3 separate regions of the Mus musculus genome follow, and all the other regions are linked to region 2. A link is a loop called in an ENCODE intact Hi-C map of the cell type or tissue named here. Cell type or tissue: heart. All regions are shown on one strand. Links, peaks and the distances in the headings refer to the core of each region. The heading gives the core; the rest is flanking DNA. Region 1 overlaps Gm31096 (a long non-coding RNA gene). Region 2 has its middle 42 kb from the start of 1700036G14Rik. Region 3 overlaps Fbxw7 (F-box and WD-40 domain protein 7).

Evidence for each region. A loop is a pair of places that touch in the nucleus more often than their neighbours do. Peaks named below come from ENCODE experiments on the same cell type or tissue, not always from the same donor. Only the 100,000 strongest peaks of a DNase experiment are listed, where the experiment ranks them.
Region 1: it touches region 2 in a loop (1.9-fold over the local background); 2 of 42 quality-filtered maps call a loop at or near these places.
Region 3: a loop joins it to region 2, with 6 times the contacts of the local background. A loop is called at or near these places in 13 of 42 quality-filtered maps.

Annotation. Positions count from the first base shown.
Region 1 is chr3:85,110,539-85,120,800 of GRCm38, reverse strand. It overlaps Gm31096 (a long non-coding RNA gene), which reads left to right. Exons shown (of 2, transcript XR_003954509.1): 2 at 5,447-7,050. Among named protein-coding and RNA genes, the nearest start is that of Gm31096, 6.3 kb to the left of the region's middle. In heart, for the core only: no CTCF peak of the experiment used is centred there; a DNase peak (open chromatin) is centred at 4,490.
Region 2 is chr3:85,270,478-85,280,739 of GRCm38, reverse strand. No RefSeq gene overlaps it. Among named protein-coding and RNA genes, the nearest start is that of 1700036G14Rik, 42 kb to the left of the region's middle. In heart, for the core only: a CTCF peak has its summit at 5,336 (motif pointing right); a DNase peak (open chromatin) is centred at 5,449; H3K27ac peaks cover 2,095 bases.
Region 3 is chr3:84,922,700-84,932,961 of GRCm38, reverse strand. All of the region lies in intron 4 of Fbxw7 (F-box and WD-40 domain protein 7), which reads right to left. Among named protein-coding and RNA genes, the nearest start is that of Gm40080, 49 kb to the right of the region's middle. In heart, for the core only: a CTCF peak has its summit at 4,857 (motif pointing right); DNase peaks (open chromatin) are centred at 3,571 and 7,581.

The DNA of each region.
Region 1 (10,262 bases), core at 837-8,836, 160 kb after region 2:
TTCTCCATTTCTGAAACATGCATGGGAAGGTATGCCGGGAGAGCTTTACGTCAACTTGACACAAGTCAGAGTCATTTGAGTGGAGGGAACCTCAATTGAGAAAATGCCTCCATAAGATTGAGCTGCTGGCAGGCCTGTAGGCATTTTCTTAATTGATGTGGGAGGGCCCAGCCCATTGTGAGTGAGGCCATCCCTGAGCTGGTGGTCCTGGGTGCTACAAGAAAGCAGGCTGAGACATGGAGCTCTGGAGGTACTGGTTAGTTCATATTGTTGTTCCACCTATAGAGTTACAGACCCCTTCAGCTCCTTGGGTGCTTTCTCTAGCTTCTCCATTGGGGGCCCTGTGTTCCATCCTATAGCTCTAGCTTCTCCATTGCAGGGCCAAGAAGTGGGAGTGGGTGGGTAGGGGAGCAGGGTGAGGGGAGGGTATAGGGAACTTTCAGGATAACATTTAAAATGTAAATGAAAATATCTAATAAATTTTTGGGAAAAAAAAGAAGAAAAGAAAGCAGGCTGAGCAAGCCAGTAAGCAACACCGTTCCAGAGCTTCTGCATCAGCTCCTGCCTCCAGGTTTCTGTCCTGACTTCCTTTAATGATGGACTACAATATGGAAGTGTAAGCCAAATAAATCCTCTCATCTCCAATTTGCTTTTAGTCATAGTGTTTCATCAAGGCAATAGAAGCCCTAACTAGGACAGAAGGTATTCCACACAAGTGGCAAGGTAAAGGTCAGGAGGCCTAAAATGGTCACTTTTAGACCGTCTGCCACCACCCATGTGGCAGGTGTCAGTAAAAGAACCTCCCCACTATGTCCCTCTTGTGACAGAGGAGCAATGCCTAAGAGGAAAGAATGGCTGCTTCTTTCACCAGACTTTCCTTGGCTCTTTGATCTTCACCTCAAAGGCTCACTGTCTCCTGTAACTTTACTAAATAAACGTGTCTGGTGCAACAGGGGTGCCAGCCATGCCATTGTGATCTGTGAGGAAAAGACACACGTTTCTCCTCTACAAAGCATCCATACTGGGGAATGGGTGCCTAATAAGTTCTTCCTTGCCTAGGAGTATTTGCATTTTAATTGAGAATTCAAACAAAATGATTCCAGCAGTGCAATCTTAGGTTTCATTCAGCTAATAAGGGAGCCATGCCGGCTTTGTTTGTTTTGTCTATTTGCAAACAAGGAACCCTTCAGTGGGTCTTAAAATCCTGCAAATATGAGATTTTTAAAAAAAAAAATGGCTAGCTGGGTGTATTAGTTGATTGCCTATTTGCTGTAATAAATGTGTGTGTGTGTGTGTGTGTGTGTGTGTGTGTGTGTGTGTGTACCACACATAAGCAACCAAAAGAAGAAAGATCTGTTTTGGCCTACAGTTCCAGGGTACATTCCATCATGGCGGAGAAAACATGACGGCAGGAACAGGAAGGTAGCTGGTCACATTGCAGGGGCAGGGAGGCAGCAGAGAACCGTGAATGCCCTTTGCCCTTTGAAAAGGGCAGGACCAGCCCCTTCCTATTGCAGTTAACCCATTCAACAAAATCCTACTCAGAACTGTCCAGAGGCCAACCTGATCTAGATAACCTTCAATGGCACCATCAGAAGCTCCCATCCAACCTGGGTGATTGCACGTGCTGTCAGTTATATAAAGTATGCCCAGGCCGCTATATCAAACAATGAGTTTATAGGAAACAGAACAGAGAAACATGATGGAGGATACTGAGGGAATGCTGCCCATATAACCCAGTGTCAGAACCTCAAAAAGAACCAATGAGAGATTCTAAAATTAGCTACAAGAGAGAGGGATGGGGCTGGAGAGATGGCTCAGGGGTTAAGAGCACTGATTGCTTTTCCAGAGGTCCTGAGTTCAATTCCTAGCAACCACATGATAGGTAACAACTATCTGTCATGGAGGATACAATGCCCTCTTCTGGCATGTCTAAGAGAGCGACAGTGTACTCTTATACATGTGTGTGTGTGTGCATATATATATATATATATATATATATATATATATATATATATATATATACTACACACACACATATATATTAATTAAACATTTATTTAACTAATCACAATGTGTGGACCACAGTTGAAGCCCAACTAAAACTAATACATTGTAAAACTGTAACATATGGGAGAATTGAAAAGTTAAGTGTCAATTTCACTTGATATATGATTACATCAAGGACAACTGTTAATTGACTAAGTGTGACAATGTTACAGTTGTTTCCAAGATCCTTTTATTTTAAATTAGTTAATTAATTTTTGTTTTTTCAAATGTTTTGTGGACTTATACGTGGTCTGTTGTCCATATCTTCGATGTGTAATCTGATATAGATACTAAGAGTTAATAGACACTCATTTTGTGAGTCTCCCTGGCTAGGCTGTGGTGCCTGGCCGTTTGGTCAAACAACAAATAAAGCATTGCTGTGAAAGAACTTTTCAGATGAGGTTCTTGCTCAATGCAGGGGAGTGTGAGGCATGCAGCCATCATTCATAGTCCAAGCTGTCCTCATGTGGGCAACTGAAAGCCGTTAGGACCAGAGGCTGGCGATAGAGAAGCAGCCGTGGTCTATGACAGTAGCAGAGACTCAGGCTGCTCTTCAGACCTGTACTAGTTGAACTTAGAACTGTGACCCATCCAGCATTTCCTGGATTTCCAGTCCCCAGTGCTGTGCTTACCAACTCAGAGGACAAAAGTCACCGGCCCCTGTATTACTCTGTTCTCGATGCTTGAGGCTTAAAAGGAGGAAAGGGAGTTTTGGGGCGTCACAAGTTTCATAGACTTCAGCTCATGATTGGCAGGCCCAGTTGCTTTGGGGGTTCATGGTAAGAACTCTATCTCTCTTATCTCAACAGTGACTGTCACTAGCAACCTCTGTTGTAGTGACAGGACATTTCCCAACCCTCTTGTGCAACCCCGGTGGTCCCTGGCTTTATCTTATTAACTGTAATCCCATCTAAGACAACCCAAAACCATACAATGATCTCACTTGTAAAAAGAGGGAGGGGACAAAAATGTCCTAGCTACTCTGGGCTGTAACTTGAGAGCCACCAGAACGGCATATATTTGGACACACTGAAGAGCAATTCTTCTTTGAGAAGCCCATGCTCACCCTCTCCGGTGTGCCTCATTATTTTCCTGTCCATTTCTAGTCTGCTTCCTATTGCTGTGATAAAACACTGTGACCAAAAGCAACTTGGGGAGCAAAGGTTTCATTTGGCTTTCACGTCCGGATCACAGTTCATTGGTTATGGACCCCAAGGTAGGAATCCAAGCAGGCCAAAAAACTAGAGGCAGAAACTAAAACAAAGACCATGGAGGGGTGCTGTTTACTGGCTTGCTCCCCCCTGGCTTGCTCAACCTGCCTTCTTATTCAACCCAGGACCATCTTCCCCACAGATGATTCTACCCACAGCGGGCTAGGCTCCCAAACAATCATTAATCAAGAAAAATCCCCCCCACAGGTTTTCCTACAGGGCAATCCGATGGAGGCCTTTTCTCAGATGAGGTTCCCTCTTCCCAGATGCCACACTGAACGGACTGCCCACATCTCTCTCTCTATTCTCAAAGGGTCCACTTCTGCTTTGTACCAGCTCACCAGGAACTCTCCTCACGTGGTGTCGCCAAGGATCCAGCTTTGCCTGAATGGCAGTCTCTGAGAAAGAGCTTCTCGGACTTCTGTGGGCCATAGTGTAGAGCTGAGCCTGCTCATCTGTCAACAGTATTAGTATTATGACGCTACTAGTAAACAGATCTCCCTCCTTTGGTGACATTGTCATGCATTTTATTTTCTTTTTAAAAAAAGTTTGTGTCTTTATCTCTTGTTTGATCACTGATCTGTCTCTTCTCTTCTAAAAGAAAAAGAAAGGGATGGACAGCTTTGGAGGTATTTTAATTATCATAATTTAAAAAATACTTGCGGCACATGCATGTTACCCATAAATAAGATACAGCATCATTACCAAGCCACTTGATAATTTGGCAAATATTTTCATATCCTTAGCACCCTGTGTGACTTACTTTGGAGGCTCCACCATGTTTTCAGGGTTCTCTGTGCTGATACACATGACTCTCCTTCACCTGTCTTCTTACACCTCAGCTGTGCCCCGTTGTGTGAATACAGCAGGCTCTATGGATCCATGCCTCCTGCCACAGAAAGTTAAGCTATTTCCAATTTTACAGACGAGGAGGGATGAATAGCCTTGTGGTTTCCTTGCACCATCAAGAGCCTTTCTCAAAGACTTTTTCTTTTCAACCCCCACCTCCCCCTCTGTGCTCCATGCTCTGTCCCTCTGAGCTCTAGGGTGACATCTTGCAGCTGGCTCACTCTCCACCATTGGTTACTGCCGATCTCTGCCTCCCCGGGCACAGTGGAGAGAAAGATAGAGTGGTTATTTAATGAGCCCAGGAAGGCGTCCCTCAGTGACTGACTGTCTCCTCCTGGGGTAACACTGTAAGAATGAGTTGGGGGAGCTTAGATATCTGAATAATTGCCCTGTCTAGACTCAACTGCCACCTCCCTGACGTTCTTGGCACTGTCCAAAAGAGGTCAGCATTAACGGAGCACAGTTAAATATAGACATCGAGGAATAAAAGGCCTAATTAAGAACCAGGAAGTTGCTCTTGGGAAATTAGCAAAGTTTGCCAAGGCATCTTTAGGTGTGCCAAAGCCCAATTTGGCAGAGAAATGCTGATGAGAGACCCGAGCTGGGAGGTAAGAAGAACAGGCTTGTCCCCCCAGTTCACTAGGGCTGGCTGGCTGGCTGCCTGGCAGTGCACCATGTCCCCCAGGCCACACTTGCTGTGATAGGCAAAGGGAAAGCACAGCTCAGAAGCTGGAGGTGCCTTCCCTCAGTATCGAGCTTCCTCCCAATTACGAAGTTAGCAGAAGAAAAACAAACTCAAGCCTGGAAAAAAACCTTTATCATTTGAGATATACCTTTCCTCCTTCAGACCTGGGAAGGACTCTCCATGAATTCTCTCGGTGTTTCATTAGTGCTGTGTGATGAATTCCTCATGCTGATCTGGCTAGGTGGCCATGTGTCTAGGAGATTCACAGGGGTTAAAAATAAGCTTGAGTTAGTGCTATAGATGTACATAATATGAAGTCACCATTTGTATCAGGTCATGGAGGCTACAAGGCAGAGTCCATAGCCCTTCTGAGCCACTGCCTTCAGTGAAGGTGTTCACGGTGACCTCTCCTGTAAAATGGGGCTATCTGCCTCCTAGGGTGCCTGGCCAGATCAATGGGGATAATGTACTGGAAAGCACTTTGACAAATACGAAGTGCAATTCAAATGGATTATTGACAGCCCTTTGTTAAGTGTTCGTTTGATTGCCGAATGTCCTTGAACGCAATGAAGCATCATTTCTTATAAACCGTTTTATAACTCAGACTTTTTTTTTTCTTTTGCAAATTCTGAATGACCTTCCCTCCAATCAGTTCAGCTCTTGTGGTTTTCTTCTAAAGCCCAGGGAGTCACTGCATGGAATCATGAGAAGTGGAGGAAAAGCTTTCCAAGTCACCTGGTGTGCCTCCGCCATCCCTGCATCCCCACAGACAATGCCTGTGCCCCTGGCTAAGAGGTTCTAACCAGAGAAACTTCTGTGGAGCAGCCCTGGACTGCTGGGCTCCTCTCCCTAACCTGTTTGAATTCAGAGAGTCCAGAGCATTTCCACCTGCCAGCTCCAAGCTGCTGTCCATAGTAGGAGTTGGCCTACCACGGCCCTCAGGTCGAATCTAAACAGAATACTGTTTTATAGTCAGAAAGCTAAAATTGATTTCTCAATTTAAATTATTTTTACATTTTTAAGGTGTAAGAACCTTTTACGCAGGGTGTGGTGGTGCACACCTTTAATCCCAGCACTTGGAAGACAGAGGCAGGAGGATCTCTATAGGTTTGAGGCCAGCCTGGTCTGCAAAGAGAATTACAGAACAGCTAAGGCTGTTACACAGAGAAACCCTGTCTCAAGCAAGGAAACCAACAAACCTTTTTTACATCTTAGGGAACTTTCATGACATGAAGCTACATTAGATTCAAATTTCAGTATCCGTAAATGAAGTTTTATTGACACTCAGTCACACCCAACTGTCTCCACGTTGTCTCTGACAGCTTTTGCTCTACAGTGTCAGAGCCCAGTAGAAACAGAACCTCCTCCACAGCCTGCAAGACCTAGTATTGACTGCCTGTATCCTTACAGAAAAACATTGCCAACCCCTACGTCAGAATTACAAAAGTAATCCTGAGCCCTCTGTGAAGTCTGAGCAATATCACTATGTCGACAGTTCTCCCTAACAAACCCTTGGAAGGGCCTCTTAGAGTCCAGTAGTTGTCCTGGGCACTAGAAGCATTTGAAAACAGCATTAGTAATACTAAGTGGTCCCAAACTTCAAGGATCCAAGACAGGTAGACAGCAGTTACGATGTAAGCAGTACTTAAGACCATAGACCCCAGAGTCAGACTGCCGAGGCTTGGAGAACAGCTCTGTCCAAACAGCAACACCATGTTCACGAGACCTGCCTTGGTCACAATTTGCTCTGTCTGAGAAGAGTAGTTGGGCATTGGACTCACCCAAAAGGACTGTTTCTGGACTAAGAGGCTGTGCAAGGGTCACACAAAGTATCGGCTGGGACAGAATGTTCAGTGAACATGCTCATCACCATCACCATCTACACACAAAGAAATATAATCAAGACTAAGACTGGGGTGGAAGTCTGCGAGTGAAAGTAGAGATGCCCAGCAGGAAGCAGAGACATCAGTCTCTTAGAAGGAGTCTAGGAAGAGCTTCATGAGTGAAAAGACCTTCTCTCTTCTCCACCACTGTCACCTTCAACTCCTCAAAACAAAAGACCTGAGGTCATCTTTGTTCCCTTTCCCCAGCAGTACCAAGTCACCTTCACCCTGCTCTGCACACAGCTTGTCTCTATCTACATCGGTTCTTCCCTATCTCTTTGCATCTCTGCCCTCCTCTAATCACCTCTCCCTGCTCTTGAGATTAGTTCCCACTTCCTGAGTGTGGTGGTTTGAATAAAATATGGAAGTGGTACTAGTAAGAGGTGTGACCTTGTTGGGGTAGGCATGGCTTTGTTGGAGGAAGTGCATCACTAGGAGGTGGGCTTTGAGGTCTAAGGATCTCAGGCCACACCCAGTGTAACACTATTCCTGCTGCCTGCAGATCAAGAGGTAGAACTCTGCTCCTTCTACAGCACCATGTCTGTCTGCAGGGCACCATGCTTCTCACCATGAAGGTAATGGACTCAATCTCTGAAACTTTAAGCTGGCCCCAAATAAATGGTTTCCTTTGTAAGAGTTGCAGAGGTCGTGGTGTCTCTTCACAGCAATAGGAACCCTAAGACACTGAGCAGAGAGACTTCTCCCTTGTCTCGCCTTCTCTCAACCCTCATATATTAACTGCCTTTCTTTCTAGAATATTCTTTCTTGCTCCTCATCCCCAGTCATCCTCAGAGGTAATGTCACTTTCTCAGGGACACCCCCACCACCCACCCCGTGGTCCTTGTGCTGAGCTGCTGCTCTCCCTGGGTTCTGGTACTTGTCACAATCTAGACTGATTATTACACATGACCTCCTGGTGTAAACTCCATGAAAGCAGAGATGTTTTTTACAAGTTTTTTGCCTTGACTGCTAATGGAGACCCAGCTCTGAAAACAAAGCTGACACTCAGAAAACACGTGTTGAGTTCTCAGCCTGTGTGTTGTGACCCTGTTGGCATATCAGATAACTCAAATATAAGATATTTACATTGCGATTCGTAACAGTAACAGTAGCAAAATTGCAGTTATGAAGTATCAACCAATTAATTTTATAGTTGGGGTCACTACAACATGAGGAACTGTGTTAAAAGGGTCACAGCATAGGAAGGTTGAGAGCTACTGATCTGGAGCAATGGCTAGCATGACATAGCTCCACACCTGCCTGCCCAGCTCCAGCGTGTTTTAAACTATGAGTTACAACCCATTAATGAGCCAGGAAATCATTTCATGAATGATCTGGGCAAGCACTTTTAAATAGCTTTGATAAAGACCAGAACTAGACAGAATAGACTAGAATAGAACAGAATAGACCAAACCAAAGCCACTTCAACCCAACAAGGGGAAGTGATTTTTCTGGAATGCTTGTTTCAGTAGCCTATGTGTGCTTATGTACAGTCTGGGTGGAGCTGCAACATGTAATTCTGGCTGTAGGCAACAGTCAAGTCTGAAAGGCACGCTCGTGGAAATGCCTTTCCAGTTCCTGTCTTTCCAGTGTGGGAAGAGCGCTCCAGGGACCTCTGAAGTTCGCCCTTCCTAGCTGAGTGCAGGGTCATATATTTGTTTCCTGAATGGTGGTAGGTCCTGGCTGTTTTCGCTGAGAACACTGGCTCCGCTCCTGTGGAAGAGCTGCCTCCAGGAAGTCATGGTTCCCAGCATCCTCTGCTGATGACTTTCTCCCACCATGGTTGAGTCTTAATGTGTTCCTGAAAATACGACAGACAAAAAAAAATGGGATGAGGAATTCTAACTCCTCTTGCTAATCCATCAAATTATGCTAATGAGTCCAAATCCCTAGCTAATATCTTCAGACCAACTAAAAGCTAAGGAACTGCGTTGTCTCCTCCTATTTTGGCTTCTGCCTGTCTCACGATGCTATTGTCTCAGATTAAGCTTCCTGCCACCCGGGTCTTGCTTACTCAAACAGCCAAGCTCTTCCATTCCTCCTATCCTGTATGGGCCTGGGGTCCTGTGGTTAACCTTACTCCAGGAGCTTCAGTTTGCTCAGTAAAATTGCTTCCTGTTTCAGTTGTGCCCCTGGAAAAACCATGCTGGCTCCTCCTGACCTCAGCCCATGTCTTCCCCATCTGCCCTCTTTCTGCAGTGAGCCCATCAATGTAAGTAAACAGCGGTGGCTTGGGACACAGGTATTCTGAAGCTAAAATGCCAGCATCAGACTTCGTCTAGTCATGCAGGTGAGAAAGTTGTTTAAACATGTATCCTGACACACAGTGGATTTGTAATAAATATTAGAATAAAAACAATAATATAAAAAATGTTTGGTCAAGACAATGAGGAAAGAGGTAGAAACCGTTAGAAATGCTCTTCCCGCTGGAGATTGCCGATTATGACTCCTCACAGGCTCTTTCCACCCTCTGGTTTTTTTTGTTTTTTTGTTTGTTTGTTTGTTTGTTTGTTTTAAATCATTCTTTCCCTCAGCAACAGCATCATGAGAGACTTCATGAAATCTAGACATACAGTTCAGTTGACCTCTGGGGACCCTAGGCCAAAGGAGATCAAAGGAGTAAAAGAAGAAACTGGGACCCACCCATGGTGGTTTGCCTTACAGCCTGTCCTGTTGTCCAGGGAGCTCATCAATTATCCAAACCATAACCTGTAGCAGGACCAGCAAGACCACCTCTATGTAAATACCAGGGCCCAGCACAGCTGCAAAAGCACCTCCTGCAGGAGGACCTAATTGAGGACTGCCTGAGAGACCAAGAATTGCTGGAGCAGACAATGCTGGCCAATCGGCAACTGCTGTTTAGAAGAGATGTTTTCTTGGGACCAATGGGGCAAGAGTGGAAGGTATTAAAGGAGCTTGCGGTGTTTCTCACTTGCTACCATAGTCTGTGTTGTTGACTCCGTGCCACCTCACTTCCAACACCCAAGGGCAAGTAGGGTCAGGCAGTGATAGTTCAGGCAGCAATAACCAATTCCTACCCCAGGTGGACAACCAGCTTCCCTGCCTGTGATTCTAAGAGCAAAATCTGTGAGCTCAACTGCCTCTCTGTTTCTAAAAATAAGCAACTGTGCTCACCAGCGTTTCTTTTTCAGCTCCTCTTCCACTCTCTGAGATTCTTCCAATTTCAACCAGTAATGACTGCAGAATCTCATTTGCAAGTTGCCTGGGTACATAATTCATTCACTGCCGCACTCTGCACCCAACTGTGAGCTCACCCATGATGCCCCTTAAAGACTCCCTGGCCCATTGTCATTTACCAATGCCCGTATTCCTAAATGCTGTTCCATTCCACCGTGATTCTTGTTGGAGCAAACAGACAAAAGTACTTACCACAGGACTCTGACTTCTCCATATAAAGAGTCTACCCATTTGCCATCCACTCAAGCCCCGGTTGGCCTCTCCCTCCCCTAATCTTGCCTAAGACCTGTTCTACTATCTTTTTTGTGTTTTGCACGCTCAGCTTCTTTTATACTTTCATCCTCCTGACACTTCTCTTGTAACCATTCCTGGTCTCATGCTTTTTCT
Region 2 (10,262 bases), core at 996-8,995:
GGCATGGGAAGCCATCTGTAGCAGGGACTGTAGAACGAGACCTGACTTTGAATGTCGCCTGAGATCCGTCTTCAGTGCCGTGTCTGACTTCCCTCATCTGCTACGTGAGAACGAGTTCTCTGCCTTGAGGGTTGCTGTGAAGATGAACGGGAGGAGGCGCATGAAGGGCTGGGCACAGTGTCTGGCGTGTCACTCGTGTGTGGTTCTGTGAGCTCCTGACACAGGCCAGCTCTGCCAGAGCTGGGTTCTCACCAGGATCTTTTGAGGCGAGTGCTGCTTCTGGTGCTCCTGGGGTCTGCTTTGTGCTGCCAGGCTGCTCTTGGCAGCTGCTGGGCCTTTGTGGAAGTTTCTGTTTTCCTCCAGCAGCTCCCTCCTGTTGGAGGAACCCCTGCCTTTGCCCATGTAGCCTGTGTGTTTTTGGGTCACGCCGCAGGCTCCCTAGTGTTGGAGCTGCTAGGGTTGGAGTTGCTTTGTTTTTCCTGCAAGCCAATCAACAATAACCCTTCTGCTTCCCTACTCTGCCATGGCTTCTACCCTCTGCTTGCCTCTGTGGACGTTGGATGCTTCTTCTAGAAGCATCTCTACTACCTCCACTTTGTTAACTCTTTGTGTATGGATTGGGCCACCTTTCACCTAAAGAGCGTCCTTCTGTACCCCCTAACCCCGCTGACACCTCCTAGGTCCAGCCCAGTCTCATCATTCTCAACGAGACTAGCAGCTCACTGCAGGACCCAGAGAAATCTCACCTCTGTGTTTCAACCCCTCAGAGGAAGGAGGCTGCCTGAGTTTTTTGTGTGGTCCCTCTCCTTCTCTGGTGAGCAAGCTTTGTGAGGGCAAACAGAGAATTGTAGGCATGAACTTTTTGCAACCTATTTTTAATAAGGGTTCAACATCTCCTCTAGCCTACCACCCAGCAGAAGTAGTGGAAGCGAAACGTTTATTAAGATATTGGGGAAGTGGACCTGTTCGGTAGTTCTTCTGTGGGATTGAGCTTGATCTTCTTGGGCAGCAGTTCAGTCCCGTAACAAACACCAAATATGATTCAGCAGCTGCAGACCAGTCCTCGAGACAGGCAGACCCCAGGCAGCTGTAGTTCAACACTGAAGAAACTGCCAGACTGGACAACTGGCCTAAGGAGAGATCATGGAGGCAGCAAGCTGCCTCGGGAACCTCACAAGTTTTCTTATGCAAGTTTCTCTCAATGGCAGCGTTAGCACAAGTGGAGCTCAACAGTGCTATGTAAGGTGAAGCAATACATGCGTGCCTTTAGTGAAGAACACCGAGGCGGAGCAAACCAAAGCTCAGTGCTCACCTCCCATCATCTGCTGGGTCATATTTATACTCCTTCATCACTGGCTCTTTCACATGTCTGCTTCAGGAAACAGGAAGACAGTCTTTCCTGTGTTTGCTTTAGCAAGGCATCCTTTCACCTGTGGGCTCCAGCAAACTATCGTTTGATGTAACTGACATTCCAAAGAAACTAGAAGTTTCCACTTCATAAAAGCCCACAGATAAAAAGGGCTCTGGAAATAATGTGCTTTTAGTTGAGTTTTTATGCAATACATACATACATACATACATACATACATACATACATACATACATACATACATACAGGAGCCCAAGGAGTTGATATGAGATCTCCTGGATCTAGAATTACAGGCAGTTGTTATTGCCCGAGCTTTTGTCCCCGCCGGCAAGAACACACTCAGGACAACTGGAATCTTCTGCGGCAAAGCTTTTATTGCTTACTTCTCAGGAGGGAGACCCTGACCCCAAGAAATGTCTGTGACAGTGGACATAGCTGCTGGACCATTCCATCTTATGTGTAAGGAAATCTGGAATTATGTGATTATAATTTTCTTAGCATTTTCTTTGTAAAAAAAACTAAAATATGAACTAGTTGGTGTATAGTAAAAAGTAAAGAAATTCTGAGAGGAGTTTTATTTTAGGATAATACATATATACATATGCAGTGTGTGTGCCAGTGGTGTTAACAAAACTAATAGTGGAATTTGATCCTTAACAATGCCATTATTTAAGTTGAAGTGTTTATTAGCTCACCAAAATTGAACGTACTGTTAAAGGAAACTGGCTTCTGATGCATGAACATTTGTATGTACACTGAAAGTAGTCCCTAATACAAGTTAGATAAACCAAGCATAGACAGTATGTACCCCTGAGAAGTGTTGATGACTTATGAGGCAGGTTATACCATGGTGCCACACGGTCTATCTCCCTGACAAATCCCTCTATAGTCTTAGTGGCGATTCTCAGGCCACACTGCTTCAAGATTGACCATAACGCCACTACTACAGAGTGGGAGATTCCCATACTGCCGCTGTCCAGTCCTGACTGCAACTGAGAACCAGTCAGCAGTTCCAGCGGTGGAAGCAAAACTAAACTGAAAGGAAAAGTGCAATCTCCGTGCAAACAATCAAAAGGGCGTCTAACTCTGGAGAAATTTCAAGACTGTACGTACCTTGCAGAGCCTTACGTGTCCCGCACTTCTGGTTCCGTCCGCTCCCTTGCGCCAGTGTGATGGTAGTTGCCGGCAAGAACACACTCGGGACAACCGGAATCTTCTGCAGCAAAGCTTTTATTGCTTACTTCTCAGGAGGGAGACCCCGACTCCAGGAAATGGAGTCGCTTATATAGCCCTCAGCCATGGCATTTCAGCACCTGATATGGCATGTCAGCTCCTGATTTGTTGCTCGCCCATCACCCCACTACTACGCCCCGAGAATGGGCAGTGACTAGGAGTGAGTTCACTCTCGCACCTGCGTACAAGGCTTGTTTACTTATGATGGCGATTGCTCGCGGCACGGCTCTCCACAAGTTGTGAGCTGCCAACTGGGAACCTAACTCAGGTCATCCCTCTACAAGAGCACTAAATGTTCTTAACTGCAGAGCCATCTCTCCAGACACTCAAAAAATTGAGTTGAGTCCACAAGAAAGATGAAAAGATGGTTATAAAATGCAAACTTTAAATCTTTTAATTATTTGCTTCCAATGAACTATTCATGAGTGGTGCCCTCAGGATTTGAACCTTCCCACACACGTTAGAGACTAAGGCTCTTGTGCCTGTGTAGGGTGACTTCTCAGACTGGGGCCTATGTGAGATCTGTGGCCCCTTCTTTAGAAGGATTTCTTCTACCTGAGGCCAGGTCTACATCTGCTAGAGGCCTTCAGAGAAAAAGAGGTGTGATGGATGGTCCACCTCATCAAATCTGAAGGTCCTAAAACTCCTGCCATCAGGAATTTAGTCACCCCATGGAAGCCTTTGGCACAGACAGAGAGAATCTGTTTTTACAATGCTGCATTCATGGGGAAACATCTACATTGTTTAAAGGAAGAGAAAAATAAGGTGTTTAAGAAAAAAGAAAAAGACATGTTATTTCTCTTCCAGAAATAACAACGCTACCAGCTTCCTGGGGTCATGAAATAATGCTGTTGGCAATGACATTGAGGTGTCTGTCATAGTCTTCTGTAAACTTCCTCTCCCCCTGGGCCACACTTTAAAGTCACTGCTTCTACGCCCCGTTGACACAGACATAATGTATTATTTGTTTACATGTTTCACTTACTAGGCGAAGGTGGGAAACTAGTGAGCAGTGTTATGAGAGAGGAATGGAGTGTGTGTGTGTGTGTGTGTGTGTGTGTGTGTGTAAGACAGAGAGACAGAGACAGAGAGACAGACAGAGACATGGAGACAGGGATGTGGTAATACTATGTGACTGTAAACATTCATACTCTTTGAAAGGCTCAGGGGAATCTGATACACTCTGAGCCTCCAGCTTGTCCCAACCTAGGTGGCCTTTTTAGGAAAACCAGAGCCTCCTTGGGCTCTTGGCTTATACCCAACATGTCTGGAACCCCATAATTTCTTCTCTTTTTCTGGGAAGTGGGCTGAGCTCAGGGAGGTGCAGGCTCCTGGTGATCATGACTCCTCAACCCCTCCCCCTCCTCACCATCCTTTGGAAGGGTCCAGAAGGGGTCTGTAACAATGACCACAGTGCTTTCCTCCAGGTGACTGATCTTGTGAAAGAAATGAGGCAGATATTATTACTTGTTTTTTTATATTCACAGGAGGTCTAGAGGGGTTAAAGGGCATAAAGAGTGGATCCAGGTGTGGAGATATGGCTCATCTATTGAGAGGACTTGCTGCTCTTCCAGAGGACCTGGGTTCAATTCCCAGCACTCACATGGCAGCTTAGAGCTATGTGTAACTCCAGTTTCAGAGGATTGACTTCATAAGGCAATGCATGAGTGTGGTGCATACACATACATGCAGGCAAAACATATACACACACATACATACATACATACTTACATACATACATACATACATACATATAAAATCAAAGTAAATGTCAAGGAGTGATTCAGACATAAAGAGGCCTATAGCTTATTCAGTCACTCACAGCTCTTTGACCCTGGGACTTAAGCAAGTCACCAAAACTCAAGATGTTCACTGCTAAAGGACATAGGTACTTGCTTCCCAGGGCTGCTTCTGAAATTAGAAATTAAAAAAAAAATCAACAAGGGCTGGAATGCAACAAAAGAAAATGAACTTAGTCTCCACACTGAGACATACACACACACAAACACACACACACACACACACACACACACACACACACACACACACATGAGAGAGGGGGGGAGAGGAGAGAGAGAGAGAGAGAGAGAGAGAGAGAGAGAGAGAGAGAGAAATGGCAGGTAGCACACCTGGGAGGTAGCTCGGTGGCAGAGTGCTTCACTGGTATACACAGGACCTTAGGGTCAGTCCCTAGCACCACTAAATGAAGTTTTAAAAACGGATGTTGTCAATATTACTGGTGTTTTCAAAGCATTTTGCTCACCCCAGCTTTGGTATGTCGAAATAGGATTCAGTGGCTATTCTTTGGCAAGCTCAGAAGTAGGTGACCTCTGAGCATTAGAAACCACTGATGTCTTTTGCATCTTCACCCACATATTCAACTCCGCAGGCCTGTGTGGCACTTACTATAAATCTACATCACAGGCGAGGAGTACAGTAGGGCAGTCCATATAAGACAGACATTTTTGCGATTTCCTTGACTTGAGCTAGGGCCGGCCTTTCTCTCTCTGATAGTTGAGTTCGTGTATACTTTGGGTAAAGGCAATTAGGCCAAATGGGATTGGCAGCTTGTCCAAATTCACAAGTAGAGACAGACATTAAAGCCGATCTGAAGGCTGAATCTGTGTACTCACTATACAAAGGTGTCCCTGGGATGAGTGAGCAAAACACCTTTAGGGAGCGGGGGTTCTCTGAACCCAGCAGGTGCTAGACAAAGAAGCAAAAAATGTTCAGTAGGGGGCGGCCGAGAGCCCGGATGGTAACTCAGTGTCTGGCTAGGGGCCCGGCCGACAGGGAAGGGCTTGGAATTTAATCCTCAGCATTCCAGCCAGGGTTCCTGTGACATAATAAAGCCCAAGGAGGGATCTCCAGTGACTTGTCAGCAGAACCACTAGAGGGATGTTCTATAGATAGCCAGGGTGTGTCGCGGGCTCAGTCCCTTTAGTTCTTTCATGCCTGGGCTGGGCAGTGCGGTGTGCAGCAGGTGGAAGGGTGGGGACCCTCCAGGCGAGGACCCAGAGGACTGCAGGGCTGGGAAAAGTGTGCACTGGGTATGTGTGGAAGGAGCCCAGGCCTAAGAGGGAATTCCAAGTATGGCGTTTTGGAGAAAATGTTTTGTTATTTGCCCCAGATGACCCCACCCCACGTTAGGGAGCCGGCTGCAAAGGAGAAGTCCCAAATACTGAGCTTCACACAGCCTTTGATGTGGGCTCAGAAGATTCCGTGGACTGCGCCAGGCTCTCTTTTGGGGAGAGACGTGCCAGGAATGTTGGCGTGCCCCGTGCTGCGATTGGAAGTTGCTGGTTTTGCTGGAAGTGCGTCCAGTGCACTGTTTCCCACCATAGAGACCATTTACCTTTCCCACTTCCAAGCCAGCACCGGTCCTAGCAATAAAGTCCCATAAATACCAGCAGGGTAGCAGAGACTGTGGCCATTACTAATATATTTTTCCTGCCCTGTTTGCTGGAGGAGAGAAATTCTCAGAAGCCATGCATATATTTTACGTAAAATAATAGCTGAGCTGCCAAGGGTTTTAATGATATGACTTCATCATGGAATTATGGGCTTTTTGGTTTATTCTGCTGTCAGAACCCCAAGACAAAAATTAATTCATGTAACTGGTTCCAATTCAAGTCCTATTTTGTATCCTCCCTTATGGGTGAACTCAGCTACTCTGATTGCCCAGGCATAAATGGTTGGGGTGTAAGTTGCAGAAAAGCCTGCCTTGGTGTATTCATTAGCTCTAGAATCAATTCATTCACGAGGGGCCATATACTGTGGTCAAAAACATGCGCATTTGGGTCAAAGGGCTGGTATTTATTTGAATCCTGGGTTGGCAAAGCCGAGAAGACTAAATAAATTCTTATCTCTCACCTGTAGTAGTTGGCTATTGGCACCCGGCTCTCAGGGATGTTGGGATAAAATGTGTTTACAGCTGATGGGATGGTTGAGCTGAATACCCATAAAAGGTCCGTCCCAGGTACCAGGATGGACCGGAGATGGTTCCTGAGCCCTTTGAAGGTCCAGGAATCTTAGCCACTTCCATCTAGAAGCTTCTCTTTTTAGCCCCCAAATTCCTCAGATGCTCCACATATGTGAATTGTACTCTTCCCAGTCCCTACCCTGTCTGGAATCTCAGAATCCCCTGTGAGATTCTGACCTAGCACAGCTGCCTGTTGCAAACGATTTAGGGAACACGAAACAGAGCATACTGCAATTCCACAGCAAGGTTAAGGGTGAACTTGGATTTCGTGGATTCCTGGATCTGCTTTCTCCTGCAGTGGGACAGAGGCAAGGGTCTGACTGGAAGGATCCTGTCCTCCACATGCCTACCAGGCCCGAGACAGGGGTTCTTCACACAGCACGGTCCCGAGGCTTCCCCTTAAAGCCAGCTTACCTCTGTTCCTCTTCCAGGGGAGTGGGAGCACTTCTCTGCAGGTGTAAGTGTAGCTTTGCCTGTGAGCAGCTCTCCCGTCTGTTCATCTCTCAAAAGGACGGCTTAGGAGTTTCCCCACTCTGTTAGCTGTGACCCTGGCAAAGAATCAATGTTTCTGAACTTATTTATTTTGAAATCTGCAAGACGAGGAGAATAGAAAAAAAGTTCTGTAAAATCAATGAGTCTGTAGAGTATGAAATCCTCTCTCCAGCTTCTGGCATGGAGCACAGAGAAGCAATGCTGAGCTCAGAAGGTAGACATTGGCTAGGCAGTTGGGGTCAGGGTGGACCAAAGAAAAGGAACCACTTTCTTTCTGGGCCGAAACCAGCAAAGGTCACTGGGCTTCTTGGCAGCCTCACCCAATGTTTGGGGGCTCTGATCTGATTCCTAAATGGTTTTAGGGTTACCTCTTGTAGGTGATATTAGGGTAAAAAAAGTCTCAGTCAAGAAGTTGAGAAGTGGTGGCACATGCCTTTAATCCCAGCACTCGGGAGGCAGAGGCAGGCGGATTTCTGAGTTCGAGGCCAGCCTGGTCTACAGAGTGAGTTCCAGGACAGCCAGGGCTATACAGAGAAACCCTGTCTCAAAAAACAAAAACAAAACAAACAAAAAAACCCAAACAAAAAAACAAAAAAGTCAAGAAAAGAGAATCTCTGGCTTCAGTAGAGACCTAACATTTCAGCTGTGCCTGGTCCTACACTTGGCCAAAAGATCACTGATAGGAAAGTGGGTTCACCTTAAAACATGCTGAAGAGCATTGTCCTTTAATGATGGACTGGACTTCTGCTTCCCAGAACCCTGTGTTTTGCAGGGCTGAAGTAGTGTATGGGCCACAATCATAAAGGGTATAAGTTTTCCCACATTTCTGAATGGCTTTTTAAAGTGATTCAGAAAATTGTAACTTTTATCATTTTTTCTATGTTTTCTTAAGTACAGTTTCCCTAACACTTTAAACCCCCTACCTCCTATCCCCTCACTCCTACACCCCACTTCCATCCCCTACTCCCTAACCTACCCCCAACATTTTGTACTTCCTTGCTCTTTGTTTAAAGCCTCCCCCCACACCATGTGCCTGCTTATCTGCCACATTCCTGACCTTCCTGCTGACTTAAACTGCTCTGGGATTTTTATTTCTCACCTCCAATCTCTACCTCCAGGCAGATGCTGAGGTTTTCACAGGTTGCCTGCCTGAGGGTTTCTTTCACACTCTAACAAAATTTCTTGAGCTTGTATTTGAGTCAATTTCTAAATTCTTTTATTATTATCCAGAAGGAGAACCCCAACTTCCACTGTTTCATCAGGGCTGATGTATCAGGGCCCCAGACCTTAGCAAGGCTGACGCCATAATGGAAGTACCATCAGGCCTTGGAACCCAACAAGTAGGTCACCCCACCTGCCAAAACACGAATGAAGACCTAATCTATCACAGTCCATAGTTCTGGGAAAGTCCCTACATGTACTAACCTTTCTCTTTGGTTTCTGTAAGTCCTGCTTCTGGCTGAGTGCTTTCGATTCATGATGTGTTTTTTGAGCTTAAGAGTTCTCCCAAAGAAAGGCTCAGGATTACGCTGGGACTCCAAACACCCAGTGTAGCTGCTGGCTGCCTACTAGACAATGTAGACTTTCTATTGGCTTGAACTAGTGTCTGAGTAGTCTTCTCTGATGGCTACCTCACAATACTGAAACCACTTCAAAGGAATAAATTCCCTTGCAGGTCAAGTTCAAGCTGCAGGCCTCTCCCACCCCACCCCCACCTTCCATGCTTACCTCTCTCTTTCTGGGCCTTTCTTCCAGTGCACCAAATTAGATAATATGAGAAAAGATGTTTTCGAGTTCCTGAATATTGCCTTTAACAATCAAAAGGAGATTTTATTCTCAAAAAAAAAAAAAAAAGTTTTTTTTGGAGAGGCATGAAATGTCACAGTATTTCTCAGCTGGAACCCCCAAGATGCCAAAGTTACAGCTCATCAATATTAGAGTTCAGAGTTCCCAAATAGTCCTTGTGAAGCAATAGCTGCTTGAAATGAGGAAAGAGTGGCACATTCCACAGGTGCTGAAGGGCCTTGTATAAGATTGTTGAGACACTCAGCTGTAGCTGAGGGGCTGCAGCCTGTAATGGCGCTGATGGAGTTCTGCATGCAGCCTATAATGGTGCTGATGGAGTTCTGCAGTCTCCAGCTTTCCCTATTCATCTCACTCAGCTTTTTCCTAGGGCCATCTTCTCTCCTTGTAAATATTTTCCTCTCACCTGTGTGGGGGAACTGGGCACAGTCAGTTTTAGGAGCTGTGAATGGAGTTGAATTGATTTGCAGGTCAACTCTGCTGCTGCCAAAAGCCCAGAACAGATCTTTGGAAGGATAGAATGGCAGCTGCAGGGGGAAATAAACGGAAGCATGCTTGTTTTCATCTCTACGACAGGCACCATGCCTGGTAAACCCTGTGTGTTTCTCCATAGCACCCCATCTAGTTCTTCCCAGTGATTGACAGTCCATAAATAGTATGGTCCCATGTCAGCTTCAGGAAAAGACTGAGGGCTACAGCAAGTGGGGGCCTCTCTTTTTGGCAGTTTCTTGTTTGTAACTGACACTATCCACCACCCCCGAGGGCTAAGTATACAGAGGGCTAAGTATTCTGAGAATGTATCGATACAAAAGATGCTATATAAACTAGTCCCCAGATAGATAACTTGTTTAGACTGTGATCATCACAGAAGCTGAACCTCTATTTGATAAGCTTTGATTCATTCCCAGTACCAGAGAGACACTGACAATGATGCTGGATACCACTGGGCTGACTCTGCCTCCGTATTCTCAATGAACCGACATGCCTCTTCTAAGTCTCTTGACCTTTCTGGGTTTGCATTATATAACAGGTCTTTGCTCCTTTCATGACTTTTTCCTCCCCAAAACTCTCCCCTGAAAACCAAAACAACCGTTTTGTTCCTTTAATGGAGCAAGATTCCTATCCAATATTCAGCAATGCATTTACTATACAGAGACCTGAGCAGAGATTAGATTATCCATCTAGACAGTTTCTGGTTACACTCTGCCTGTTGATGGAATGGATTCACTTATTTAAAGTTGTATACACTGAGGTTTTGGATTTGGCCAGGCTATGCATTCGTCACCTCTAAAGCAATGGCTTTTAATTTCAGCTTCATTTGGAAGCATTAAGAAGTTTATGTGTTAGATTGCTTCTCGGAATGTTTTCTCTGCGTGATTACAT
Region 3 (10,262 bases), core at 799-8,798, 350 kb after region 2:
GAATGTGGTCATGATAGGCCCCTTTTTGTGAGCACTCCATAGCCTCAGTAATAGTATCAGGCCTTGGGACCTCCCCTTGAGCTGGACCCCACTTTGGGCCTGCCACTGGACCTTTTCCTCAGGGTCTTCTCCATTTTTGTCCCTGCAGTTCTTTCAGACAGGAACAATTATGGGTCAGAGTTTTAAACAGTTGGATGGTAACTCCATCCCTCACTTGATGTCTATCTTTCTGCTGGAGGTGGGCTCTATAAGTTCCCTCTCCCCACTCTAGGGTATTTCATCTAAGGTCCCTCCCCTTTGAGTCCTGAGAGTCTCTTCACCTCCCAGGTCCCTGGTATATTCTGGAGAGTCCCCCACCCCCACCCCCATCTCCTACCACCCAAGGTTGCCTGTTTCCATTCTTTCTGTTGGTTCTCAGGGCTTCAATCCTTTTCCCCCACCCAATACTTGGTCATGTTCCCTTCTTCCTCTCCCTGTCCCCATTTTCACCCATGTCCCTCCCTTTCCCCCCCACCCCCATGATTGCTTTCTTCTCTCTCTCAAGTGGGATTGAGGCGTCCTCACTTGGGCCCTTTGGCTTGTTAACCTTTTTGTGTTCTGTGGACTGTATCCTGGATATTCTGCACTTTTTTTGGCTAATATCACTGATGAGTACATACCATGCATGCCTTTTTGGGTCTGAGTTACTTCACTCAGGATGATATTTCCTAGTTCCATCTATTTGCCTGCAAAACTCGGGATGTCTTCGTCCTGAAGCCCTTTCTTAACTGTTGGCCTCTTTGTACAGTGGGCCTCTTAGGCATTTCCCCTTTTGTATTACAATGAGTTTAAGTTTTACCACAGACGGAAGATGCTTAAAAGGTTGTAGGGTTTTGTTTGATTGCTTGTTTGCTTTAAATTTTTGTATAGACCTGTATAGGAGCTTCTATTTTTAGCCAGTGCCTTGCATGTTAGAGACTGTAGTTTCCCCAGGAAACTCCTGATTTCTACTCTCTTCACTCATGTCTGTACAAAGTACTCAGGAAGAAAAAGACTGGTAGGACTTTAAATTGCATATTACGTGGTAAGCAACTTGCAAAAGACAATGTTTCTATATCCTCACTCAATGCTGTTTCTAGATCAGCTCCTACCACAATACTGACCTTCGTCTTCCGAGTATTAGGTCTTTGTCTCTTTTAGCCTTTTCTGGCATTTTCAAGCCCTCATGCCTCCTAAATGACTCTTAAAAGTACCTCCTAAAGGACTACACTGAGTTTTTGTTTTAGCCTTTACTTTCAAAATTGGTAAGTAGTAATTACTTTTAAAATTAAGTGTCAAACTATATCTGAGTTTGGTTAAATTTAGAAAATGAAATATTCAAAATCACAGCTGCATAGTCATTTGAAAACACAGTAAACAAAAACATGCCATGCTCCTAAGAGTACGAAAACTCCTAGAAGAGACTCCAACTTTAACAGCTTTTTCAACAAAACCAGTCCTACAAATCTGTACACTACCTTTCTCCTGCGTATCCCCTGCAGCATAAAAAGTATTGGAGTCAGCCCCTGTGGTCTGAGTGGATAGCCCAACTGAAGCCACCAAGTGTTTCTACAAAGTGTCACACAGCACCACTGAGCAGCCCAAACCAGGCCACGGGCAATGGTAGAACAGCGAGTGCACTGGAGTTAAGGATAATGGACGAGGACCACTAGGGCACAAAGAAGCACAGCGCCTGGAAGAAGGTGCAGCCAGCCAGCCAGGCTCCACCGTGAGGTCTTGAAAGAACCTGGGGACAAAAATCCATGCGTAACACAGGGGGGATGATGTGTGTTAAAATGTTTTATATTTATCTCTGCTGAAGAGATACTCGTGTGTGTTTATATATTCAGCTGAACATTCTGGAAACAGACACTGAACTGTGTAGAAACCAAGTTGAATTGCAGTTGGCCACCTTAAACAAGAAAACTGCTGAAACTAAGATAGTCAAGTTAATCATGGTGGAAATGGAACTCAGCAGAGAGAGGGAGGAAGGGTAAGCCTAGAAAGTGGCTAATGGGCAAAGCTATGGCAGATGTGACCTAAGTAACACTGGGTAAGAAGCAGGCAAGTGTCTCCGGCAGCTGCTGCAGCTCGCAGGAGAAGGACTCTCGTAGTGGAGATTATTAATAGCAGTACACTTTGGGAGAGGCCACCATTAATACTATAAAAATATCTCACTAAAATCCAGGAGTGTAAGAGTATAATATGACATAAAAACCAAGACATCTATCAGAAGACCAGCAATAAACAGACAATGTTGAATCAGAAATACATTTTTAAAATCACACATGTGGACAATCTATTTGGACAAAGACACAGAAACATAGCTATGAAAAGAGTAGAAAATCCTTACAGTTGGAAATAATACAGGTGACAAGTCTCTGGCAAAGGTCCTTTTCCACAACAAAGATCATCACTATGAACAAATAATTTTAGATTTCTTCTTATGCTTTCTTCATGGAGTATGATGACATGTACTTAATGGAAATATTGGAACTGACATCACCTAAGTGTAATGTCCCTAAAATGTTTACATAGGAATAAACAGACATATATGTTTTACAGTAAGGTTAGATGGGCCCTGTGGTATTTTAAAATTGGTACAATTTTCGGTAAAACAATTCATTACTACCTACCAAGAACAGAATAAAGTTAATTCTTTACCAAGTAATCCTACATCTACAAATCTGTGCATAATAATATGACTAAAAATTTTTTGTATACACATGGCCAAAGCATGTCACTATTCAAATTAGCAAAGAAGAAGAATACTGCCACATTCACGTGGCAGATCAGACACTTACCAGTACTCACAGTCTTGGAGAAACACAAGCAATACAGTAAGAATGGGTCTAACTGCCAATTTTGCGTAAAAATAATTAAATATTTAAAATTATTGTTTTGGTTGTTTCTGAGCAGTAAAATTACTAATAATTTAGGAAGTTATAAAGAAAGTATTTTATTTTGCATACAATAAGCATGTCCTATTTTTGAGATGTAAGTTGTTCAATGAAAATAAAATTTACTACATAAGCTACTCAATCCAGATAATTTGGGGAGATATCACATTTCTAAATTCAGAATTCATACTTTTGCTTTACCAAGAAAGGCCTTCACGATTGTGGTACAGTTTTTAGTAACACACACAAAAAAAATCTCTATACATATGAAAATTTTACTATAAACGGGATCATTAGACATTCTTCCTAAAAACAAAACAAAACAAAAAAATAAACAAACAAAAACCCAATACATTTTCTTAATAATTATGGCAGGCCTTTTCTGAAAAATTAACTGGCTGGTCTAAAGTCCACTAAAAGAACAAGATTAAAATTATATACAACCTAAACTAACTGAAGTCTATACATACAAAACCAACAGCCCATTAGGTTATATTTGAAAAAACACTAAAAATTTTAATACAGCTTTGTCTCTATTAATGGCACAGTGATTAAGAACAAATCCTAAACCAAAGCAATGTTGCTGAAGAGGTGCTGTGTCACTTTGTCCTTGTCCAAAGCACTGACTGAGGCCGTGGACAGGAAGGACAGTGCGCCAACGTGAGGGAGCCCTGCCTGTCTCAATGGCTGCCAGGTGAACTCAGCTGACTAGGTGTGATCCCTGGCTAACAAGGCAACAGAGAACAATCCAACCACTGACATAAACATTTCAAAATTTCAATGAGTAAAACTGTCTCAATGTGTAGCTTAAGTTAAAAATCTTGAAGGTGATTATACAAGACATTTTAAGCATATTACAAATGGACTGTAATATGCTCCCAGACTTATCTTCCAAACCTAATTATCACAGCAGCTGAAAAGTGCCAAGCATGTTAGGAAAAGGTGTATGTAGATAGACCACAGAGATAGTGGAATGCCAGGAGGTAAGATCACTGCTCAGGATCACCACAAAAACTGGGAGACTCACCTGTTTGAGTCCCTGGTCTACAGCATTCAGCTCACACTTAAGTCAATAAGGACCGAAATGGCTCATGATAGTAGTCACCCAGTAACACAGTTCCTAGGCTACTTACTGGGCTCTTTAAAGTCAAACATGGTGATACACACAACCAAAGCCTGCTACTAGAAAGGGTACAGCAGAAGAATTTCTAGTTCAAGGCCAGCCTGAGCTGTCCAGTAAGACTGTCTCAAAACATAAACACAATGAACAACAGAGAAGGACCTGTGAGTGTTTTCCCACACTCACTGCCTGCGCCCAAGCCCTACCCCACTTAGTCTTCCACGCTGAATGAGCACACCAGATGTTTAAGAATCTGATCTAAACCAACAACTGCCTATCAAAAGAGTAACACATAAGAGAAATTCTACAGGAACAGTCTAGATACTTGAGTGTTCCAAAGCTGGAATGAGTGAATAAGTGAGATTTATACATTCTAATATTAGCTGTAAGAATGGTTTTCTTCTAATATACTAACAATAAGATTCACCAATATTTCTCTTGCTAAAAAGAAAAATCAATTCTGCATTCTTATTTTAGATGTGACCAAAATGTAGAAAAATAATGAAACTGGAATTTTAGAATGTTACTGATGGTACTACCATAATTAAAAGCATTCCAGTTTCAAGGGAAAATAAAGCAACTCGTACATCATTTCTGTTCTCCTAAAGGATAATCAGAGCTTCTTAAAATTATAAGTTAAAGCCCCAAATCTTCTTTATATTAAGAATTACCTATGGAGTTTATTTTTTAAGATTACTTTTGCAGGTAGAGGTGTGTGTGTGTGTGTGTGTGTGTGTGTGTGTGTGTGTGTGTGTGTACAGGGAGTCTCTGAATGTGAATGTGGGTTCTTATGAAGTCCAGTAGAGGGTGCCAGTGGGCCATGAACTACAGGTAGACTGTGCACCATCTGACGCCTGGGGACCAAACTTTTGGCCACTATTATGAGAGCAGTCTGCACTATTAACAATGGAGCTATGGCTCCGGCCCCCTAAGGAACTGATTTTTACCAAATATTCTAGCTGATGGGTTCCTTAATGCTAAAGTACTCAATAGTGACTGATTAGCAGCTAGTTTATTATTTGTTATTTACTGTTACGAAAAACTTTAATCTTCACACACATTAGGTGAGAGCCTAGAAAAACTGATAAATTAGACTACCCTCATAGTTATGATACTTTGATAAGATAAACACATTTTCTTTTAAAGAGAGAGAGAGATGAAAGTTAAAAAATATAGCTATAATTATAGTTTTAAAGAATTTCCCACAATTTTCATAGGTCATGCTTTCGATTTTGTTCAAAACAATAGCTCCCCACAAATAGCAGCCGAGTCAGCACCTCTGGAAGGGATATGATGCTCTCCAAGACATCTGGCATAAAATAAGAGCAAACTATATGGTACTCCAGAAGAGTTCTCTCATAAACACTTAAAATATCTAAACTAACAAAGATAATGAAAATCCATTTAAAGTAACCAAATGTGGAAAGAGAAGGTCTCCTAACTCTGAGGTTTCCAGGAGTCAGAGGCAATGAGTCATGCCACACTCAACACTGTTTTTATAAAACAAAGCCTGGACATTCTGATTAAGACTGTTTCAAATCGTTAGCCATGTTCTTTATTTCTAATTTTCTAGTACAACTTTTATTCCCATACATAGTTTTATCTTGGCACGCAGCTGCACGGCCGTAACCTAAGCAATGTCAGAGCAGTGACATGAGAAAACCTGCAGGAAGCCCTCAAGGTCCTCGGCAATGGGTCCTTCAGGATCAGCTTCTGTGCAGTTTCCAAACAAACGCCCTGTGACATAAAGTCTCCTGCAAGCTAAAACTCCGTATGTTCTTTACAAAATAAGAACAAGAGAAGAGAACATTATTAACTTCGCTATTAATACTTCAATTGTTTAATATGTTTTTATGTTTGCTAATTTTTGTCTTTTAAATTATTTGTGTTGGTATTTTCTTTTACAGAAGGAGTAAACTAATCGCTTATTTTACGAATGACATTACAGCTGTCAGAGGCTTCTTGTAAAATCTCAAATGCGAGCAGTGACCTCACTCCACAGCAGCTTTCAAACTGACAGGTGAAAGACAAGGAAACCATGAAGACAGAACAAATAGAAAAGGAAGAAGAGAAGAAATAGGACAAGAGAGCACTTTGGGTTCTTGTTTCAAAATTTAGAAGACATTGTTTTAACTTCATTTTCCAACATGGCTGCCACTTATTAAGATAGAAGTTGAAATCACTCAAAAGGAACTAAGCTAATTAGAAAAAAATTACAAAGCTTTCCTATATCTCAGTAAATGCCACTATACAGACAAAAGTGTTTTCTAGTGATGTGGATTATTCTCCTTGTCCCCTGCAGTTAAAAAATTAAAGTAACTATAAGAGATGTAAGAACAGAAAACATTGATTAAACAAGTTCTCATTTACTTCCAAAGAAACAGACAGACAGACATAGACACACAAACAAACTTATGTGTTTGGGCCTACTGTGTTCAGGACCATAAACATATTTCATATGTATAAATACATGACTCTAGTAAATAATTCAAAATGGCAACAGCAGCTAGGTCAGAAGAAACACATATTGCTAATACTACAGCCCCAGTGCGTCATACTGAAAAACACCCTTGGACCTTATGCTGATTATACAGTAACACGAGTGCTGCAAAGTCCAAGACATTCGGGATATCACCCAACCATGTGCCGCTTCTGTTTCAGAAAACAACTGACATCTCTTCTAACCCATGAAGTTTTAATTCATGAAAGAGTTTGTAAAAATAGCCCAGCTTTACGGGCCCAAGAAGCCTACAGACCTGCCTGGAGTGTTCTTTGCACTAGATGCTGCGTTCCCACATGTAAGGAACATACCAACAGCAGTTTGGCCTCCCAGCAAAATAAAAGCTACACAACTTTCTAACATTTATCAGCATATTTCAAGACATACCGTTTTCACATTTACCAGTTTGAAATAAGTTTACAGGATTCTAATCTCATGAAAAACAGAGGAGACGAAAGGCAGAGAGGGTGCCCCTGCCCGGCTCTTGCTGTGTAAGTTTTCCCTAGCCACACAAAGCATCGTTAGCTCTCCTCACAGACAACACACAGGCGATCGGAAGCAGTGCTTTACAGGAAGAGAAACAGCACTTAATAAACAGTCGTGCTTTAAATGTTACAGACTTACCCGTCTTCGACAAAAAGGCAGACCCTGGGCAATAATGCTAATGCTAAATATCTTCATCACAGTCTGATGTGGCAGAGGGTCTTTTGCACTTTTGAGATCAACAGGAACCAAGCCATGGTTCACAGGAGCTTTTCCAGGTTTTGACATTTTAAACTCCTCTTGGTTGATGAACACTCTCAATATGTACTACAGGCACATTACTAAAACACTCACAACCAAACTGAAAAAATGACTAGTAGTTTTAAAAGGCTGAGAATCCAAGGCCTGTTGCCGTTTTTGTCTTCCAACCTTCTCTTTGCGAGTGTCCTGACCTGTCTGAGGCTTGGTGAAGTGCAAACTGTCCTAGAATAGCCAGGAATTATAAACTCCTGAAGTGAGCACTCCTGCTCCTGCCAGTCAAACAGCTGGTGAGCTCCCACAGCAAGTGAGCAGTGCAGACAGGAGCAAAGCAGGGCTGGGCTGCGGGGTCCTGGGAGCGTTCCAACTAAATAACCAAGGTGCTCCCTAGAAAGTGGAAAGTAAGAGTTCCTTTTCAAAATTCAACACACACACAACTCTATGTTCTCTTAAGTCTTCCTTTCTCAAACGTCACCATAAGTGTCTGAAGAATGCTTTGAGTCTATTCAAACTTCAGGAGTGTTGATGCATGCTGAAAACAGCTTGCTTGTTCAGCCTCCTCTGCATCAAGTGACTGACCTTACAGACCAGTCTCCTGCTCACCAAGACAGCAAACATACCCTACCGCTCTCTCGCTGTTAATAACCTCAAATTATCTTACTAGAAATTATCAATCTCAGTTCCTCTGTAGTTCTGAAACAGTTCCTGAGTCCATTATAATAGCCACATGACTGACTGAAGGCACATAAATTGTTTATTATTTATAAAATGAACGATGATAGGCAGTGATCACAGTACGATGTCACTTCTCAGCAGAAACATGCTCTAAGAAACCCATGGCAGTGTGTCCCTGTCACCGAGTACTCTGACACAGAGGTGACTGAAATGTTGGATGGTAGGTGGGGATTCTCTGTGCTTAACCCCTCCAACATATCAATTAGACAACCCTTCCTAAAACGCAAAGGACTGGGCTATAACATCTACGTTTAAAGAACTTTCCATTGCTCCCTAACGCCCAAGGTAAACTTGAGAGGCAACGACTCTACCTGAAAGTATTCTCAAACTATTAGTTGCAGTGTAATCTTAAATATTTCCTTAAACGAACCACTCAGGTCGACCTCGATCCTGCAGCCAGAAATGACCTGGAACTGGTGATTCTCCTGCCTCTAACTCCCAAGTGCTAGAATTACAGGGTGAGCCACCTTGTCTGGCTTCTTCCCCCAGCCCCTCCCACTTTGGAAAGCTCAATGTTACTCTATCGTAAGTAGACTAATGAGCAGAAAAGACAGTTTGTACACAAGAATTATTCCTAGCCCGATCCGGATGTTATGTTCTTAAACCAGGTCTTTCTCTCTAATATCAAATTTGAAATGTAGCTTAAAGTGCAAACTTGCTGGCAGTATGTAGGGGAACTGGAATATGATGGAAAACACTGTAACTGCGATGGGAAGTGGTATGGCAGCTCCCCAAACACTGCCCACAGTCAAGGGGTCACTCCAAATTTCCACTTCTGGACATGGACATGGACATACACACGATTTAAAAGCAGGAACTTGACTAGAAGTACCATGAGTGTAGCAACATTATTCACAACAATCACAACATGGAAATAATCTAAGTAAGCTAAGTGCTACACACACAGAGTTGAATACTGTTTTGCCTTCAAGAAGAAAATTCCAGCCTTGACACATCATTGACAGTTGAGGCTATCATACTAAGTAAAACAAGTGCATTACAAAGAGACAGGTGTGGCATGACTCCACTTATAATCAAACACTTAAGCAGTGTGTGGGGACAGTTCAGTTCAGAGACAGAAAGCACAAGGGTGTGGAGATAAGTATGTTTAACTGCTACAGAGTTTCAGGGGAAAAAAATGGGAGAGTTCTGGAGAGGGAAGGTGGTAATTGTTATGCAATATTCTGAGTGTACTTAATGCCACTGAACATACGTGAACAAGGAAAAACATTACTTTTTATGTTATACCTGCTCAACCACAGTAACAAGTTTAAAAAGTAAATGATAGTAGAATATAACAACAGTCCTTAACACTGGGACTGGAGACTTGGCTCAGTGGACTTCAGGGCTCTTGCTGTTCAAACCTGAGGACCTGAGTATGAAGCTTTGCACACACCCACAAAAAAAGCTGGGTGTGGTCCCGTGAGTCAGTAACTGTTGTACAGGGAACTGAGACAGGAGAATCCCTGGGGATTGGTAGCCTCTACTTAGCTCCAAGAGACTGTCTTGTATCTCAAGGAAATAAGGCAAGGGGTGATTGCACAAGTCATCAGTGTCTTCCTGTCTCTGCATGGGAGTATGCAGACAGACATCCACATACATTCACATTCAGATACACACATACACTTATTTTCTTATAAAATAATTTATGAAGGACCATGATCACAGTCACATGTCACTTCTAAACAAGGACATGCTCTAAGAGATGCATGGCAGTGCATGCACAACATCATTCCCAACAAAGACCCAGGGGTAGGCCAGAGAAAAGACAGCATAAGGACACTGGAAATCTATAAATTATTATGGCCAGGGCCAGGGGCGGGGGGGTGGGGGAAGGTAATAACTGATAGTTAAGAGAAACATGTCTATGGTCCCACCAGCCTCTCCAGAAGAAATGTCACCACCTCCCAGTCTGTGTGTGTCCTTTGACACTCACTTTACTCTCTAGAGGAAGACTGATATTTTGTTCACATAATTATAACCCTCACTCATATTCTGCCCGTCTTCTTAGAATAACCTTTTTGCTAATATATCTATCCCCAGATATAAATACTATCTATTTTGCTAATAATATTATAATATAATTTTATACAGAACGAGATCTTTATTCTTAAAATAATTTATTTCAGTGATAATCTCTGAAAACAATTAGCACTTCTAATTCCTTTCAGAACTATAGGGAAGATATCATTTAAACTAAATGATATCTCTGTGCTTAAACAAAAACAAAAATGAAAGACAGCCGTAT